Regions from separate parts of the Homo sapiens genome. Here region 2 is linked to region 1. The links are chromatin loops, found by intact Hi-C in ENCODE. Cell type or tissue: K562. All regions are shown on one strand. Each heading gives the region's core, and the rest is flanking DNA. Links, peaks and the distances in the headings are about the cores only.

Region 1 (9,995 bases), core at 928-8,927:
GAAGTAAGTGGTGAAAGCATATCATCAACTGAGATAGTTTCAATTAAAGGCCAGTTTGAGAAGGTCTAGGATGGATGGATTCATTTTTCATTGAATATCTGCATGCTGCTCCACATACCATATTTTACTCTTGTTTTATTTAGACTTGGTAAACCTCACAATCCTTGTGTGCTACACTGAGAACAGAGGTAGAGCCTGTTGGTTCAGGTGCTCTGATTTGCCAGGACTCTGCTGATGCTGTCTCTGGCCCTAGCAGAATGGCAGCTTCTTAACCTTGTGTGATGGCTTAGTTACCAGTTTGGATGTGTTCGTGGATCCAGGGAAGCACTTTACTAATGTCTGTGAAGATCCCAGGGGATCCTTGATCACTTTTCCTCACATTGTTTCTCCAGCCTCGACCACAGCCCAAACCCCAGGAAGTCACACCAGCCAGAGTCCAGGCCCCTTTCTTATTCCGGCACATGAGTGAACCTCCTGAATCTCCCTGCAGAGGGAAAAAGCCTCTATTAGCATCACTGTCAGTGTCTATGCCCCAAAATGCTCACTGTTTCCTCACAAGGATGCTGGAGGAGGATCAATGACATCTCCTCACTTCTAATAATTTAGACTCAGGGTCCTGTGTATACAGATCCCAGCACAATTCCCATATGATCCTCAACTATCACTGGAACCCAACAATCCCACCTCCCTTTTCCTCATCCATGGCTTTCATCAAAGCAGCAGACTTTCTTCTTTCTCTCCTCTCATGCTGCAGACTCAGAGAAGTCTTGGCCAGCAATGAGACTGACTTCAGGCCTTGGTTAGTAGGAAGAATGGAGGAAAAGTGTAAAGTTCCCAACATCCACAAACTGGAAAATTCTAAATAGGAAAGAGTCAGCCATCCTTCAGGAATGGGAGAACCCCGAGTTCATTCTTGGCATTATCTCTGTTATTTGGTCTTTTGGAAAAAGCAGAAGACCTCTTTTAAATCACACTTCCTGCTAAAAACAGATTGTTTCCACTGTCCCTTTATTTTGATGTAACCTCCCTTGGTACTCCTAACCCTTCTTTCCAGATTCCTGCCTTACCTGGAATCAGTCTTCCTGCAGCCCCTCACCTGATAACAGGTGAGCCTCTTAGGGAAATGGTTTGGATCTACCATTTTTCTCACACATTTAACTAACTATTTGACCCTTATAGCTTCTTCAAGACTATTCTTTATTCTACCCCTCCAATATGCTTTCTAATTAAATTAAATTTCACTGAAATTTAAGAAAACTAGAAGAAAACAAAACCAAGGGAATCCTTGCCTGGGGCCTGACAGCCCCGCAGCTCCCACCCACCTGACATGCGTCTCTCCCTCCATCAGGAAAACCTGTGCAAAGAAAGGTCTTCCCACTGATGGGCCTCTTTAGTGTTAACAGAGCTGCCACACACTCTTCCCAGGTCAAAATAGGCAGATTCACTTCCTGCAAGACTTGTGAGAGGACGCCACCTGAAAAACAGAGAGATGGAAGCCCCAGCAGGAACTCTTTCACCCTTTCTGAGTTGAAGATGCATCATTTGTGTTTGTGTCGCTTGGCAAGACTTGAATTTCTAAGTACAATGTGACATTCCCTATCTTTAGAAATGTATGCACAATCGATTTTTAAAAATGGATTAAAAATTCCATTTTCTGATTGCCCACCAGAAAGTTCTGACCTCTGCTTAAGAGGAATGGCACACAAGTTCTTACCTTCAGTTAAGCGGCCCCAGCCTGCAGTTGTACAAATAAAACCAGCCTCAAATTGCTCCCGCAGCTCTGGAAGACATATGGGCCCCACAAAGTGGCCTGAAGAAAAGAGCAAGGTAGGGCTTGTCTCATTCATGGAGGAGAGGACACTATAAGCCACTCACCACTTGGTATCCAGGTGGTCCCCTAAAGACCTCATGAGAGTTGTGATAGCTCTGCCTGGCACCTCCAGGGGTTACTTGTCAATTAAAGAAAACCTTCTCCTGACTCCATGTAATGCTATCTCCAGAACCACAAGCAAAAAGAGTTTCAGGTAGGACTCTCCAGCCTAAATTCCTATCTCAAAGTGCATGACCCAGAACGTATACTGCAGGAAATGTGCTATGGCACAGAGGTTATAGAGAACATGGGGTAGACAATTCAGTATGATCCTCAAATGTTTACCAAATTGGAAGGCTCCAGCCATCTTCAAAAGGGCAATATCATAGTCCATTGGTTTCTTGGTGGAGAAATGTGGATGTATGATGACAGTTTCAATAGTGAGAGTTTGCTCTCCTGGGTCTGTCTGGCTTAAGTCATACTCTCCAGCAGTAACATTCAAAGTAGACACAATGTTTCTATGGAAAGCAAAGAGTAAAATGAATGAATTTCATTGTGCCTCTGAGTACAGTTGCAATGGTTGACACACTAGCTTCTTTAAAATGATATGGATAAATAATATGGGGTGTGAGGCTGCTGAGCAGAGAAAGTGAGAATAATTCCAACACTGTTAGAAAAAAATGCAGAGATTCCAACTTCCAGTAGAGGACTAGTGAAGAGTGGGTTCATATATAGCCAAGGATATGATGAATTTAATACTTTGCAATGTTATTTGAAAATATCTAGAGAGGCACATACATTGTAGTTCAGGGCTCTACAGCTATAGGGGACTTTATTCAGCTACCCTGGGAGGTTGACCTGACCTAATATCAGTGAGACCCTTTGGGAATGATTTGTGATTCCCAGTAAGTATGCTACTTCAATGTCAGAGATCCTATGCTTAGTATATATTATAAGGCACAGACTGCATTATAACTAACTAATGTTCTCTGAAAGGAACTTGGTGGGATGCATTGAGATATATAAAGACTTCAGCTTGCCATCCTTTGAGACGCTTCATTCCCAGAAGTGATGCTTCTATACAAAATTGAAAAAGGCATGTTTTCTCTAGGTATACTTCCCTGACTCTTGGCCAAATTAGGTACCTAACTTAACACATAATGTCTCTCTTACCTACCACTTGCCACATTGCTGTGAGATGATCGGTTGACTCTTGTTAAAAGAAGAGTCAACTCTCTGGGGGCAGAAATCATGTCTTAGTCATTTTGGTACCTTTGGTATCTAGCACAAAGTAAACATCCAGGAAATGTTTGCAGACTTGAAATGAAAGAATGACTATATGGGAACATGATCTTGATTACAGCCTAGTATACGCCCAGAACACTGTCAATAATAGGATATTTGGATCACACAAGAAAGTGGGTAAAGGGAAGTTGTTGGGTTGAGTCCCAGAGAGGCAGGATCAATGGGAAGGAAGACAGGGAGCCTACTTTCTACTTTACTGGTCTCCCTTTGTTTTCTTTTATCCATTTCTTCAGATGCATAATGAACTAGATATTTTTTCACTGAAATTTAAGAAAACTAGAAGAAAACTTTCACAAATCCTTCTTTGTAATGCTCTTTTTTTTCTGACTTGGATGCTATTATTAACTTCCAGTTATTTTAAGTAAAAACGAATTTTACCTCTGAAAAGAATATATGTCATCTACCAAGTGCCATCTGACAATGTCACCCAGCCCCATTTGTGTCATGCAATTAGGATATTCATCTGTTAAACCAATACTCACCTATCACACAGGTCCATGTTTTAATAGGGTTATTGCTGATGATTCCAAGGGAGAAGAAATGGTGGTGTGGTCTTCACTCATGGGCTAGGCCTTTCTTACCTGTTTGCAATGCAGTGAGCCGCCGTGATCACCCACTGTGGTGAGACGATGCTTCCTCCACAAATATGCTTCTGCCTTTGTTTCAGAGATACCTAAATTGCAAATACCTTAAATGAAAGCAAGTTCATGCCCTGGGATCCCCCTAAACACGGTGATGAAGCCTATTCTCAAAACCAGACTCAGATATCACACTCGTAAATGTCAAGAATCGTGGACTGTGAAAAGATAAAGCCCAGACACTACCGCTCAGAAAGAAGAGTGGTGCTGGCAACCCTGGTCTAGATGAGAGGTAGTTAATTTGAGATGACTGGCTGTAAGTATGTGTCAACAGAGGTAGCAGTTAGAAGTGGTGAGATGTATTTACTTATTTTTATAACACAGTTGATGCAGACCTGTTGCTCTAACAATATGAACAGTGTCTGTGAATGAAGGTAAAATAGTATAAGATATTGCAGAGTCCAGCTGAAGAGGTTTGGAAGAAAGGCAAGGTGAGGGCTGGGGAGCCTTTCAACACATACTCCTATTTCTCTAAGCCTCTTAGGGAAATGGTTTGGATCTACCACTTTTCTCATACTCTTAACTATTTGACCCCTATAGCTTCTTCAAGCCTATTCTTTACCCTACCTCTCCAATATACTTTCTAATTTTTGCTTATCCTATTTGTGATACTTGATTTGATTCTAAAATGACTTACTATGTACAAGTAAATACTTTTTCTTATGACATTCATCACATGCCATGATGACTATTCTGTCTTTCAACCCAACTAGGCTGTAGGCTCCTCAAAGATATAAACTTAACCTTAAAAATATCTATATCCATAATATCTAGCACAGTTCTTGATGCATAGAAGTCCTTGAGACTCACCTGCCAGGGATAGGAACCCTTCTCCACTTGGCTTCCTCCAAGAATGCGACTGAAAATGTTAAAATAATTCCAAGGCTGTACCTTAACCAGACTCTGCCCACAACTGGGAGCTGAGAAAAAAACGAGACAAACTAAATGATTAGATAGCTTCTAGGATTGAGGTAATATCTTCTCCATTTCACCCATGAAACTGAGTCTGAGACTATGGTGTATGGTGCTCAGCACACATTCAGATATCAATAAATCTTTATTGGATTTAATTCTCTTGAGGGATGAAAAGTGACAGGTCATTTAAGGAGAGTGGAGTGAAGTGTCCTGATTCACAAGTTGGTACTCGGATAGAGGTTTGCTAGGTAATAGAAGAAAAAACTCCTCCCTCTTTATGTAAAATACTTTATCCCTGAAAAAGTTGTTTTTATTTATTTGCCCTCAATGGGTTTTCTGACTCCTCAGCAAAGAGGTAGACTAGATTAAAGATGTTTAACATCACCTGGTAACTCAAGGATGGCACATCTTCTGTCCCTCCTGGAGGTCATCCTTTTCCATATTTTGAAGGAGGATTAGAACTAGCCTTGCTTCATAATCACCATGCTTCATTGCCTACCTAAATTCTGTAATTCTTATTCCTCAGCTTGGAGATCACCTCAACCAGGAAGTCTTCCTTGATTTCCTCAAAGTGGGATTGCCTCTCCCTTGTGTTGTGTAGCACGCTTTCTTCACCCCTTTTATAGTTCTTGTCATGCAGAATTGTGATAATGAATTATTTGCCTCTATCATCGGACTATGAACTACTCAAGGGAAAAAACTTGCCTTATTCACCTCTGCATTTCTAAGGTTTAGCTTAATTCTTGGCATAAGTAAGCACTTAGAAACACTGGATGGACAAACAAATGACTTTTCTTGAGAACACATCCTTAAGAGTATAGCTATTTAGATCAACATGTTAAAATATTCAAAGCTCTTTCATACAGCTTCTCATTTAATCCCACTCTATGCCTATAAATGAAGCACTGTTATCCCCACATTGCAGATGAGAAAACTGAGAATCAAGGAGACACACAGCTGGATAATGGCAGAGCATGAATGTAACAGTAAGTGTTTTGATCCTGAACCCAGTGCCAGGATGACATTGGAACAAAAGCTTATTTTCTAACTGTTTCAGTTGAATGAGTCATAAATACTTTAAATACAAAATTTACTATTTCCCAAATTCAGTAAAGCAAAGTCAGAAAACATGTTGATTCTCAGGGTTGGCACAAGTCTGACCAAGGAGAAATCTTCCAAGAACTGTTTTCAGCTTAAGTTAGTTGAAGGGGAAAAAAGACCATTTATAATATACTACAGTGAACATGCTTCATATTTCTCAGCAAGATGATTTTGTAAAAGATTAAAAATGCTTCCAAATCCATGCTGATTTCCAGAATTTGCTCTATGAACCAAGATGGGATTATGTAATGGGTTCAAGTAAGTGAACAATCTCAGTTCACTTAGGAAAACTAAGCGAAGAAAACAGGGATTGTTTACTTAATTGGATACATTAGTTGCATTCTATAAATGTTTCACCCTGTGTCCTATGCCGATTGCAGGAGATAAGTCCAAAATAATTGTTTAAAAACAATTAGATATCCAAAATATATTTGCTTCTCCTATTTTCCCAAAGGAACATGGAGTCTCGGAGTTGTGACGTCCATTGCCAGCAAAGGTTCAGACAAAGGTAATTATAGAGTTCATTTGAAACTTACCTTTGGGGAGCGAAAGAGTTGCAGATTTACCTCGTTCAAAAAAGACTATTCCTAGTAGTAAAATCAGCTTGTTCCTGCTTATAAGCATTTTGAGACTCATAGTTTTTCCCTGAAATTTTAGAGAGACTAAAGCAAACAAAAATAGGAAGCCTTGAGAGACCAGCAATAAGCCAATTTAAAACAAGTTTATTCATTAACCAAGACGTGGTGAATCAAGCATGTCCATCTGATGTTTCTGAATGTAGTGTTTCGCAAAGATCTTTTGGAAGATGTGGAGAAACAACCACAGAAGCAGAGTCTTGATCAAGCAATATTACATATCCTATTACACCTACACCAATTAGTTGATTCCTCCAGAGTGTATCTGGCTAGCAAAGTGGTTAGCATGTAAGATTTGCATCTGCAAACATTACTTGCTCCTTTGTAGAGCTTACCACTTTTACCACTTTCTATAAGAAGATTGACTATCAATGTTGTCCTTGTTTGCAAGGGTACACTTCCCTACTTTTTTGCAAACGACCCATCCAAATGTATATAATTTTTTTGGGCAGAGATGGAGTTTCATCATGTTGCCCAGGCTGATCTCAAACTCCTGGGCTCAAGGGATCTGCCTGCCTTGCCCTCCCAAAGGTCTGGGATTACAAGTGTGAGCCACCACGCCCAGCCAATATTCTAAAATATTTTTATTTATCTTATTTTGCAAATGTAACTACATGGTTATTATAAACATATGTTGGTGAATGAGAGAAGTGGAAAGATATTTGGGTGTCACACTCAGGAAGCCCTGCTGTTAGAAAGTCATCTAGGATACTGTACATTGGGGCATTTGTGACTCTGCATTCTCCTATCATTTTTGTATTTATAGAAGGGAAACACTAAATCTCCTTTACTTCTATGCCTGGTAGATGCTTGGGAGAGTAAAGTGGCTATGATTACCTGTACATTTTCCTCTTTCCTCAACGAGTTTTGGGCACATGGTCAGTGTGTGAGAAATATTTATAGGATGGTCAATGCCATCTATGACCAGATAGAAATATAACATTTTTCTGTCAACTTTTATAAGTTACCCACTAAAAATAACAAATGTCAGCCCAAAAGCTCTTAATTTCCTTTTGGCAACTTTTGTCTTTGTACAAAAAAGTATGAAAATACAACACATACAAATAATATAAATGCAAAACAGAGAAGGTGTAAAAACTTAACATTTGTAAGCACTACATATTTAGGTACACTAATCAAGAATGTAGCCTTATGGAAAGAAGGAAACTCAAACCTCTATTGAGGCTTTATCTATAACTACTGTAATCCTGATGCCAAACATTTTTGGCTATTGGTATGGAGTGATAGCCCCAAGAGGTAATCAATCAATGTCTAAGCCCTAATCAAAGTCTCAATCTTTCTTTGACAGCAAGCTCCCTTTAAATTGCTATTGTGTTTTATCAATCACTTTTGAGAGCAACTTGACTAGGAATATGGCCTTTCTGACCCCAAATTCACTACATTCTGTCTAAAATGTGTATACTGTTAATGTCAAAAGTGCAGAAAGACCTAGTGTGGGCCTAGGATGCACTAAACTTGACAAGCCTAAAGTAGGCACATAGCATAGGACAATAAAATTTGACTCTATACTGAAAGAATGATGAGTTTTCCTTTGTAAAATGTGGGAGTGGAGCGTTTTTATTGATTGTCACACAGAAATATGATGAGCTCTTGCTTAGTGCTTAATTTCAGGAGAGGGTATTTGCTTCAAGCTCTTGCATCAGCACAACTATCAGTACACATCAACACACTCTTCACCACATGAAGCTGGTCATTAAGAGTTTGTTACTTTCATCTCTTAAGGGGCTAAAATGTGGCCCCCTTGCTGTTAAAATATTTGCTCTTCATGGGGGATGTAGCAGGTTCTAAGACACTATATTTTTGTAAGTCCAGCTATTCAACCCTCCCAGGGTCTGGATAGGAATTATAATAACTGTACATTGTAGTTACTTGCAGACAGGAATATATTAAAGTGTTGCTTGGCATGGTAGTATAAAATCAATTTTTCATTCATGAAACTATTAAACCTTTTAAAGGGGAAAAAATCTCTCTTGAGAATCTTGGACCAAAGTCTGCACCAAACATGGATTTGGAATTCAAATACATTGTTTTCCCTGTCTGTAAATCCCCAAGTTGAGAAATTAGTATCAAAATTTCTCCTGAAAGCAAAACTGTCTCTCTTCACAGATGATATGATTCTATACCTAGAAAATCTCAGGTCTACCTGTTATAACCTTCTTCTCTCTTTTTTGCAGCAATTATTTTTGTTGAAAGAATTGGTTATTTAGACCTTTAGCATTTTCTACATTCTGTATTTTGCTGATTGCAGAGCTGTGACTTTAATGTGTTCCTATAACCCTGTGATATAATCCATAGCTAATGATTATAACTTCTGTATTGTACCCTCCAATGAAAAGAGAACAACTCCAGTATGAGCAATCTCTCTCTGTCTTTTCAGATTTTTCTGTCAAAACCTTTCACCTTCTGACAGACCTCAGAACACTCCAACTTTGTTGCTGTGTCTTCCTGGGTCAATCCACACATTTGAGGTTCAATAAACCTTTATAGATTTTTTTCTGTCTTGACAGCCTCAATTTTGGTCAACAGTGCCATAAACACTCATCACCAGGAATGTTCTCAGCCACCTCCAGTGGCCCAGAGAAAGTAACAGAATGTACTGTCTGGTAGAGAGTCCCAGGAGTTGGGTTTCTGGACCTGTCTGCTTCTCATTCTCCCTGAAGTTTCCAGCCACCTGGAATTGCCCTGCCCCATGGGCCCAAATACCCCCTCACATCTCCCTCCCAGGGGAAAACACCAACTGGTTCTTACTTGGAATAAATTGGAGTGGGTCTACTCCAGAACTTTTTCAGCAGTTTTCTCCTAACAGGCATGTTAGGTTGTGGTTCTTTCCTTAATTGAATTCCATCTACTTTTTATCGTTCTAGAAATATTCATAATTTGGGGCCACTAAAAGTAGCTTTCCTTGTTCAGGTTTTCCAGCACTGCTATGAGTTCATTTGTTTAATACATCCTTCTTATCATAAATTTGGAGCAGGAGCAGGAGGACACACCGTATGGTCTCAGGCTGCCAACTTAATCCAATCGCTAAGTGGGAACCACTGAATCCTCCTTTATAAACACCTTGCATATTCCCTGTTGCAACTAAGAGATGACACTAAAGGTACATGCAAGGTAAGTTGAAGTGTAAAATAATTAAGAACAATCTGAGAATGCCTCAAGGATAATCAAAAACAATAAGGGTATTTTTAAAAATAAATTTTAAAAGGGAAGAGATGATTTGGAACTGAGGGATGATATGAATCATGCAAAGGAAGGATCACTTTGCCCCTTCTCACTGTTTGAGTCTTAGAATAGAAATGGGAGTACTCCAGAAAGTGGTTTAGTTATACCCAGGAATTTCAGCGATACTGGAGAAAGGAAGAGTGGGGAAAGTTCCTATACATACTAAGCACAGGAGATAGATAGCAAAGAAACAAACTTAGGCAAAAGTGAGCTGGCCAGAAATGAGAGGGAACAGAAGGGAAATCGTGTAGGGATTTGCCTGAGTCAGTGTTGGCAAAAGCAAAAAAATTCACACACAGGTATGAAGAAAACAGGAAAATAGGGGAAAGGAAACAGGAGTCTGTTTGG
Region 2 (8,444 bases), core at 67-8,066, 400 kb after region 1:
TGGGAGCAGGGCCAGGATACCAAGAGACGGGGTAGATCCTCCGTGGAAACCTGCTGTTCAGTTTTCCCACCACAAGCCCTGCCCTAGGGAGCCCCTGGTGCAGGGTGGCAGAGGGAAGAAGCCTGGCAGTGCCACACATTGTGAGGAATCTAATCAAGGATGGCTTCCTGTACAAAGGACTTTGAGACAACTTGAGGATGGGGATGGCATTCCCAGGGAATGGCAGGCGGGAGGACAGCTGAGATAGAAGCTCAGGGCAAAGATGAGGAGTCAGTGGGTCCCCTCCACATTGGGCTGAGGAAGGAGCTGAGGCCTGTGCCCTGGCAGATTCCGTGGTCTATGCCAGCCAAGGCCTCTAATAGGCCTGAGGTCAGAAATGGAGATTCCCAGTTCAAGGTGAGCTCAGTGCAGGCCTTGATACACAAGAGACAGTGGTAGGGTGGCTGCTAGGTAGTGGGGTAATGTAGGGACTGAGCTGAAACTGGGTGGTGGGGATATATCCTGAGGATTGTGGCCAGCCCCGGCTCATGTGTGTACCTGAGAGAATATCCTTTTATATCTGGACATGTGTGGGAATATATGTGTGAATGGGAGTCTATATGTGTAGATATGGCTAAGAGTGTGTGCATAAGTTTGTGGGGGTACAGGTGAGTCAGTGTCTGAACATGAGTATGTGACCATGTGTATTTCAGGGGCAGCGTAGACTTCTCCTCCTTCATCCCTTCTTCTTCTCTCCTTGGCCCAGGCATCTCCAGCAGCATGAGCTTTGACGAGGATGAGGAGGATGAGGAGGAGAATAGCTCCAGCTCCTCCCAGCTAAATAGTAACACCCGCCCCAGCTCTGCTACTAGCAGGAAGTCCGTCAGGGTGAGTGAGTGAGTCTGCATCCACAGCAGTTTTTGGAGGACTGCTCATCCGTTAGAGGTGGACTGCATGTGAAGAGATGGACTCGTATGCCTTTAGGAGCTTCTCTGCTGGCCTCTTATGTCCCTCTACCTTGCCTCCTAACCTCTTCAGCTAGGCCAGCAGGGTGATGTATGGGGGGAGATGCAGTTGGACAGGATGACCTCTGAGGACCTCCCGTATCTCCCATCTCCACCTCTAGGAACTGTTGAGGGCAGGGCTGGGAAGATAGCTTCTGACCCCAGGCCCAGGCTGGCCAGGCCCCAATCCCAGGATCCTTCCCTCTCTCCCACCGCCACGTTAGGAGGCAGATTTGGATCCCAGACCACCAATTTGGGCTGCTTAGGGTCCTTGGGGCTCAGGCACCTATTCTGCATCCCCATAGGAGGCAGCCTCAGCCCCTAGCCCAACAGCTCCAGAGCAACCAGTGGACGTTGAGGTCCAGGATCTTGAGGAGTTTGCACTGAGGCCGGCCCCCCAGGGTATCACCATCAAATGCCGCATCACTCGGGACAAGAAAGGGATGGACCGGGGCATGTACCCCACCTACTTTCTGCACCTGGACCGTGAGGATGGGAAGAAGGTAAGGTTGGTCTGGGCATGTTATCATCTAGGCTTTACAGCCCTTTGAAATCCTAGGGGCTGAAATGTGACTGGAAGTCTCATATCTACCACTGACCTCTCAGTTCCTCAAAGAAACTGCCTTCGTGTCTGGTCTGTGCACATCTTTGTGTTTTCCAGTGCATTTGTGTGTGTGCACATATGTGCGTTTGGGAGCTGACGCAACGGAGAGAGTCTGTGTGAGTGGCTCTCATGACTGTGTGCAGACCAGAGGCTGAGTCTGGAATATGACCTCATTCCACTCCCCAAGGTGTTCCTCCTGGCGGGAAGGAAGAGAAAGAAGAGTAAAACTTCCAATTACCTCATCTCTGTGGACCCAACAGACTTGTCTCGAGGAGGGGACAGCTATATCGGGAAACTGCGGTACTAGCATTCCCCCAGGAAGCAGGCGGGAGTGGGAGGGAGGGGCAGGGGCAAGCTGTCTGTAGAGGGCCTGAATCTTCCTGAAGGAGATCTAGGCCAGGGATGGATACTCTCCCAGGATCCTCTCTGATAATCACATCCAACTGGAGGCCTATGTCTATGCCAGCCTAGAGCCAGACTTGGAGATGGGAATCACACACCCGACCCCAAGCTGTTCCCAGGAGGTGGGTGCAGGCCCACCAAGAGTGATGGATCCAACCCCAGGGTGTCACTGATAACGCAGGCCACCATGGAAGAGTTGCCTTGGCTCCATGGTCAATGCCAAGGGACAGGGCTGAGAGTGAGCTCTTGAGGGAAGAGACACACAGCAATCTTGGGGGTGGGGGGCAGTGGTGAAGGGGCAGGAAGGCTCTGAGCCTAGGCCTCCAGGTGGGGGCAGTGGGGAGGTAGGGTTTGCTGAGGAACTGAGTACCAGATTTGGGGAGCATAAATAAAGATGAGAGGTCAGGAGCTAAAGCTGGAGATGGGGCTGGACTGAGACTTAGGCTGGCTGCGACAGAGGAGATCTCATCCTCTCTCCACGGGTGCTAAGCCTCTTCCACTGTCTTATCAGATGCCATTCTGTTTGCTCACCTCCCATGAGGAGAACTCCCATGTTCCCCCAGATAAATCTTCTGAAGAATCCTGATTGACCTCCCTGAATTGCTCTCACTGAACTGAAATGCACTTTGAGTCAACTCAGAGCAAGTCCAGGCCTTCTGCCCACGAAGTGTCTTCAAAGATGTGGATTCAGTGAGCAGTATGCCTCCCTGGGCCTGCTCCTGTTCCAGCCCAGAATGTTTTGCAGGCTCCTCATAGGACAGACGATGAGCTGTTCCCTGCTCTGGGGCAGAGGGTGCATGACTCTATACTGATTGTGCCTTTATTTCAGGTCCAACTTGATGGGCACCAAGTTCACTGTTTATGACAATGGAGTCAACCCTCAGAAGGCCTCATCCTCCACTTTGGAAAGTGGAACCTTACGTCAGGAGCTGGCAGCTGTGTGCTACGTGAGTCCTAGGTTCGGGGGTCTCTGATTTCCAAGGTAGATATGAAATCCAGGACTTGATGCCTGATCTAGGGGCTATCCCATCCATCTTAGTGGGTAGACAAGGCTGTGTGGAGAGGGGCTGTCCTCTGTGGAGTGTTCCTGGCCTAGGACAGGGGCTCTGGCTCTCTCCTCCTGACTTCAGAGCTCACACCACAGCCGGCCATCTGCTTGGGGAGCTCAGAAAACCAGGCCTGGCTCTCTGCAGTCCAGGCCAGGAGTCTCTTAGACAGAAGGAGACGGTCGCCCTGGGTTCTTGTCTGTGCATTTCCCAGATCATCCCTCTGGCATGCCAGGTTCTACATGGATTACACGGCACTTTGTCATCTCACTGAACGTTCAACCTAAGAGGTAGATCCTATTTTCTTTATAGATGAGGAAACTGAAGCTCAGCTGCAGATGTCACACAGCTCAAAAACGACCAAACTGGAATATAAATATAGGGGATTACTCTACCCCTTTGAACCTTTTTCTTCATTTTTAAAATCAGGGGTGGGTATCTCATCAACCTGGGCATGGGCACTTCTTGGAGGCCATCAGTAAGTAATCCACAGCTACTTTGTATGATCCTGTGGTGCCACCTGCTGACCAGTTTTGGGGAGGCAGCCTGAGTCTTCAAGTTCTTACTGAGCTCCAACTAAGCATATTGTTTGAGGCACTAAGGATATAGTAATGAACAGACATAAATGTATACCTTTATGGGACTTAAAGCCCTAGCAGGGCAGACAAGCTATGAAACAGATCTATCAGTGAAGTAAGTATGTTCTTTATAAACACTAAGAAGAAAAAGTAGGGGAGGGGAGATAAGAAATGTCAAGGTATGTGTGAGAATTTCAGAATGGCAGGGAGGGCGTCACTGAGGTAGCTCTTGAGTAAAGACCAGAAGGAAGTGAAAAACAGCAGTGTACGTGTCTAGGGGACACAGTGAGGACAAAAGTCCTGAATGCCTGGCATGAAGAAGGAATGGAGTGGATACCAGGCAGTAAATGGTGAGGAGAGGAAGGTCATGGGGCCACGTGCAGGTGAAGTCACATCTCCAGCTTTAACTTGGAGTGAGCTGGAGAGCCACTGGAGAGTTCTGAGCAGAGGAGAAAGATCATCTGACTTAATGTGCCTGAGCACTGGCTGCTGTGTTGAGAACAGATGGTGGGAAGGAGGAATAGGAGGGCCAACAACAGAAACCAGGAGTCCAGGCAAAGGCTGTTAGAATGATCTTGGTGAGAGAAGCTAGTGGTGAAAAGTGGTGGAAGTCTGGGTATAATTGGAAGGTGGAGCTGACAGAAACTGCTGATGGATTAGACGTAGGATGTAGAAGAGAGGACTCGAGTGTGACCAAGTAGTTTGCCGGAGCGAGTGGAAGAACAGCATTGCCGTGAGCAGAAGCAAGGATGACGCATAAGAGGAGCTAGTTCTGGCAGGGTAGAGACCCAGGGGCTCAGTTCTGGCCGTGTTAGGTTTAGAGGGATGTGTGTTAGACTTCGGAGTGGAGATGGTGGGAACTAGCTCTTCCTCTTTATTCCCGTCCCCCCCACCTTCTCCAGTAGGTAAATAGACGCCTCAGGTGGCCAGTGTTGCGTTCTCTTTCCCAGGAGACAAACGTCTTAGGCTTCAAGGGGCCTCGGAAGATGAGCGTGATTGTCCCAGGCATGAACATGGTTCATGAGAGAGTCTCTATCCGCCCCCGCAACGTGAGTGTCTACCCCTTCCTCCCCTCTTTCCCCATCATCCTAGTCTCTGCATGAGCTTCTAAGGGCAGAACTCCAGCTGATGTGTGTATGTGGAGGGGTACCATGTGAGAAAGCCCTGGAGGTCTAGGGAAATCCAAGGACCCCCATTCCCGGGATAGATCCCTTTCTGGGGTGGTCATGGTGCCAAAGGCCTGGGCCTGGCTCAGGTGAGGCTGCCCTCCCAGGAGCATGAGACACTGCTAGCACGCTGGCAGAATAAGAACACGGAGAGTATCATCGAGCTGCAAAACAAGACACCTGTCTGGAATGATGACACACAGTCCTATGTACTCAACTTCCATGGGCGCGTCACACAGGCCTCCGTGAAGAACTTCCAGATCATCCATGGCAATGACCGTGAGTGTTTCTGTCCCTACTCATTATGGTCCGTAGGATACCCAAGGCCCTTAGCGTAGGGTTCAGCCCACCTAGCCCTGCCTACACTGGCTAGAGTTTAAGAATGTGAGCTATACAGCTAAGGTTAGATGTATGGAACTTTCTAACCCTAATGACTGGGAGGTCCTGGAAGAACCTTCTTTGCAGCCCTGGTCCTAGATTCTGTGTATTCAACGGAGTCTCAGGCACGGGAACACCCTTTAAAAGGACTTTTCCTCTTTTCTGTCCCCTGGTGTTCACATGCATCTTACTTTGTCCTTTGCCATCTGCCACCTCTTTCCTGCCACTTCTCCCAATTGGCCTTTGTTTTACTTCCCTTTGTGATTCCCCTGGCATCTCTGCTTCTCACTTGTTCTTCCCTCATGTGGTTTGGGTGTCTGTCTATCCTTCCCTGGCTCTACCATTCCTGTCCTGTCCTTTTCTCTGTCTGTGCCTGTGCTTGGCCCCAGCGGACTACATCGTGATGCAGTTTGGCCGGGTAGCAGAGGATGTGTTCACCATGGATTACAACTACCCGCTGTGTGCACTGCAGGCCTTTGCCATTGCCCTGTCCAGCTTCGACAGCAAGCTGGCGTGCGAGTAGAGGCCTCTTCGTGCCCTTTGGGGTTGCCCAGCCTGGAGCGGAGCTTGCCTGCCTGCCTGTGGAGACAGCCCTGCCTATCCTCTGTATATAGGCCTTCCGCCAGATGAAGCTTTGGCCCTCAGTGGGCTCCCTGGCCCAGCCAGCCAGGAACTGGCTCCTTTGCCTCTGCTACTGAGGCAGGGGAGTAGTGGAGAGCGGGTGGGTGGGTGTGAAGGGATGAGAATAATTCTTTCCATGCCACGAGATCAACACACACTCCCACCCTTGGGGTAGTAGTGTGTTGTAGTCGTACTTACCAAGCTGAGCAACCTCTTCAGCTGGGAAGGCCGCAAGAGGCATAGAGGGAGAGGAAGCACACTGCAGGGCTGCTGTGGCCCAGTCGTCCGCTCAGCCAAGGAGTCAGATGGCAATGGGTACTCCAGCAGGTAGGGGCACAGTGAATGTGTGTATGTATGAAGGCCACATCAACTTTATGTAGCAAAGGGCTTGGTGGCCAAGCCTGGCCCTTAAACAACTGCAGAAAGCCCTTCAACTTCAGAAGGCCTCACTCAAGCCTGAGAGAAGTTGGGAGGGTGGTGGGGACAGGTAAGTGGCAGGACCCTGTCAGGATTGCAGGTGCCTGGCTTGCTGTGGCTATGGGAATCAGCTGGTGGCTAGGTTTCTAGCGCATTTGATTTCTCCAGGTTTGCTGTGTCTCACAGAGGCAGTAGGAACCCAGCTCTCAGGGCTGTCTTGGTGGATGGGCCCTGCAAGACACAGGCTCAGCATGCAGAAGTGCATGAACAGGGTCCCTGGATCAGGGTTGTTCTGGGAGTCCTGTCAGCTTCCCCAGGAGCTCTCTGCTGAGCAGCCCAGCACAACCCCCAGGAAACACAAATGGGGTCCAGGTCACCAGCCTGACTGCACACAGCTAGGCATGCCTGGGAATCCTGCTGCCAGAGAACCATTCCCAAGCCATGGCATGCTCCTTGAAGAATCTCTCCTCTCTCTCTCTCTCTGGAAAGACCCAACTTTCTCACTGCTGTCAGCCAAGTCATGGTTGGTAACCATGTAGGTTCTTGGGAGGGAATGGGACAGGGTGAATAAAGCAGGGAATATTTTAGAACCACAAGAGATCAGCAGTGGCAGGACCCTTAGGAATCTAGTACAACCTTGTTGCTTTAGGTGAGTCACACTCAGAAAATGGGGCTTGCCCTGGGTCACCTAGCTGGTTAATGGCAGCATTCAGAACTTCAAGTTCTCTTGATTTCTTTGTTCCCACTGTCCCCCAAGAAACTAGTATCTCTGGCCTCCTGGGGGCCCATTCTGCATGCCCTCCCCACTTCCCCCGATTCAGAGACTTAGAAGCATCAGAGTTGATAAATTAGATTGAAACCATTCCAGTAGGAAATCAGGCAGTTCCCTGTTGAAAGTTGTCTGGCTTTTTGCACGTGAGTATGATCCAGGATTGGCCTGTGTCTGGCCCCTCCGCGAGGGCTACTCAGCAGTAAGCAGGCCTTAGTACGGCTGCTGCACACTTCTCGGTCTAGGTGGGAGAGAGTGCATAAAGGTTCTGGGGCTGGGCCTGAGCCTAACTCCCTCCACTACCGCTATTTCTCCTTGGATGGCACCATCCACCCTGCAGGCTTGGGAACTGTAAGCTCAAGCTTTTGCTCATTTGTCATTTACCCTGGTGGAGGCTTCTTGCCCAGATAGAGATCTGAAATTGGTGGGAAGCAAGCAGGGGTCGTACCTTGCTTTAGAGTAGATGTTTGGAAAAGCTAAGTAGAAATTTTTTAAAATAGAAGTTGTATTTTAAACGTGTTAGGCTTTATAGGTGAAGGACTTGTTTTGACTTAAGTAGAAGTAATATGCTCTCATTTCTTTGTAATCTAGATTTTCCTATGTTGAATGCTTAAAGCAAGGCATACCTGTCCTAGCAGGATCTGCCCACACCTCGGCCGTACATCTCTGTGAGAGACCCCCTCCAACGATTAGCTTTTGCAACATGGTCCAGTTTCTAGAGGGCACTAGAACTTTGTGCCAGCGCTGGCGAGATACCATGGTGCCATCCTCCTTTCTATAGTTCCAGTTTAGCCCTTCCCTGCCTTTAAGGAGAAGAGATCTTCATGGTGACATTTGAGATGATGGAAACTAGATCGTCTCTAATGTTAGGTCAAGCTATTTCTCTGGATCTATGATTTTAAGATAGAACAGGCTGGTTCTGAGTTCTGGTGAGACGGAGACCCCGGTGGCAGTGGAAAAATCAGAAGCACAAAGGAAAACTCTTGGCCTCTGCTTTCTCCTGTAGCACAAAGAGGGAGTTGGCTGGATCTTTTGGTGGAGTCAGGAAAGACAGGCTGAGCTTTCTAGCCTAAGTGTGGAGAAGGATAGCCTCAGCCACAAAACTCTGTCAGGCATTGAATGACAAGCATCAGTAGCTGAGTGCACTCCTGGTGATCCTGGTTTTCCTTGACCACTGGCCCTGGGGCCATGGGTGCATGGACTCGTAAAGCTGCTAGGGCCCCTAGAAACCACCTGGGTTCAGCCTCTCCCACAATAAGAGTTCTTGCCCTTCATACCCTCTACCTGGATGGATGGTCTTTGGGCAGGGAATTAATGACAGAATGAGCAGTCCCTAATGGTATTGGGCAGTTGGGAGTGAGTTTAGGCAGCTTCTCTGTAACCGCTTCTGGGGCCACACCCCAAAACTCTACACCCTCTGCCCCAGAACAATTCTGCAGAGTGGTGAAGTTCACTTCCCCAACTCTTCTCCAAGTCTAGC

The links. Hi-C counts contacts between places; a loop is a spot of excess contacts. Peaks named below come from ENCODE experiments on the same cell type or tissue, not always from the same donor. Only the 100,000 strongest peaks of a DNase experiment are listed, where the experiment ranks them.
Region 2: a loop joins it to region 1, with 4 times the contacts of the local background. A loop is called at or near these places in 4 of 110 quality-filtered maps.

Annotation. Positions count from the first base shown.
Region 1 is chr11:7,700,002-7,709,996 of GRCh38, forward strand. OVCH2 (ovochymase 2) reads right to left here and starts at 6,476. Exons shown (of 16, transcript NM_198185.7): 1 at 6,306-6,476; 2 at 4,564-4,673; 3 at 3,697-3,788; 4 at 2,156-2,328; 5 at 1,715-1,810; 6 at 1,323-1,474; 7 at 295-484. The coding sequence starts at 6,393. It overlaps LOC105376533 (a long non-coding RNA gene), which reads left to right. Exons shown (of 11, transcript XR_007062576.1): 6 at 1,055-1,106; 7 at 5,594-5,654; 8 at 6,224-6,277; 9 at 9,400-9,536. In K562, for the core only: no CTCF peak of the experiment used is centred there; no DNase peak of the experiment used is centred there.
Region 2 is chr11:8,095,940-8,104,383 of GRCh38, forward strand. TUB (TUB bipartite transcription factor) reads left to right here. Exons shown (of 12, transcript NM_177972.3): 6 at 746-867; 7 at 1,289-1,486; 8 at 1,775-1,887; 9 at 2,819-2,936; 10 at 4,564-4,662; 11 at 4,887-5,058; 12 at 5,547-8,444. The coding sequence ends at 5,680. It also overlaps a transcript of RIC3 not described here. Among named protein-coding and RNA genes, the nearest start is that of TUB, 19 kb to the left of the region's middle. In K562, for the core only: a CTCF peak has its summit at 3,555 (motif pointing left); a DNase peak (open chromatin) is centred at 3,552; H3K27me3 peaks cover 3,726 bases.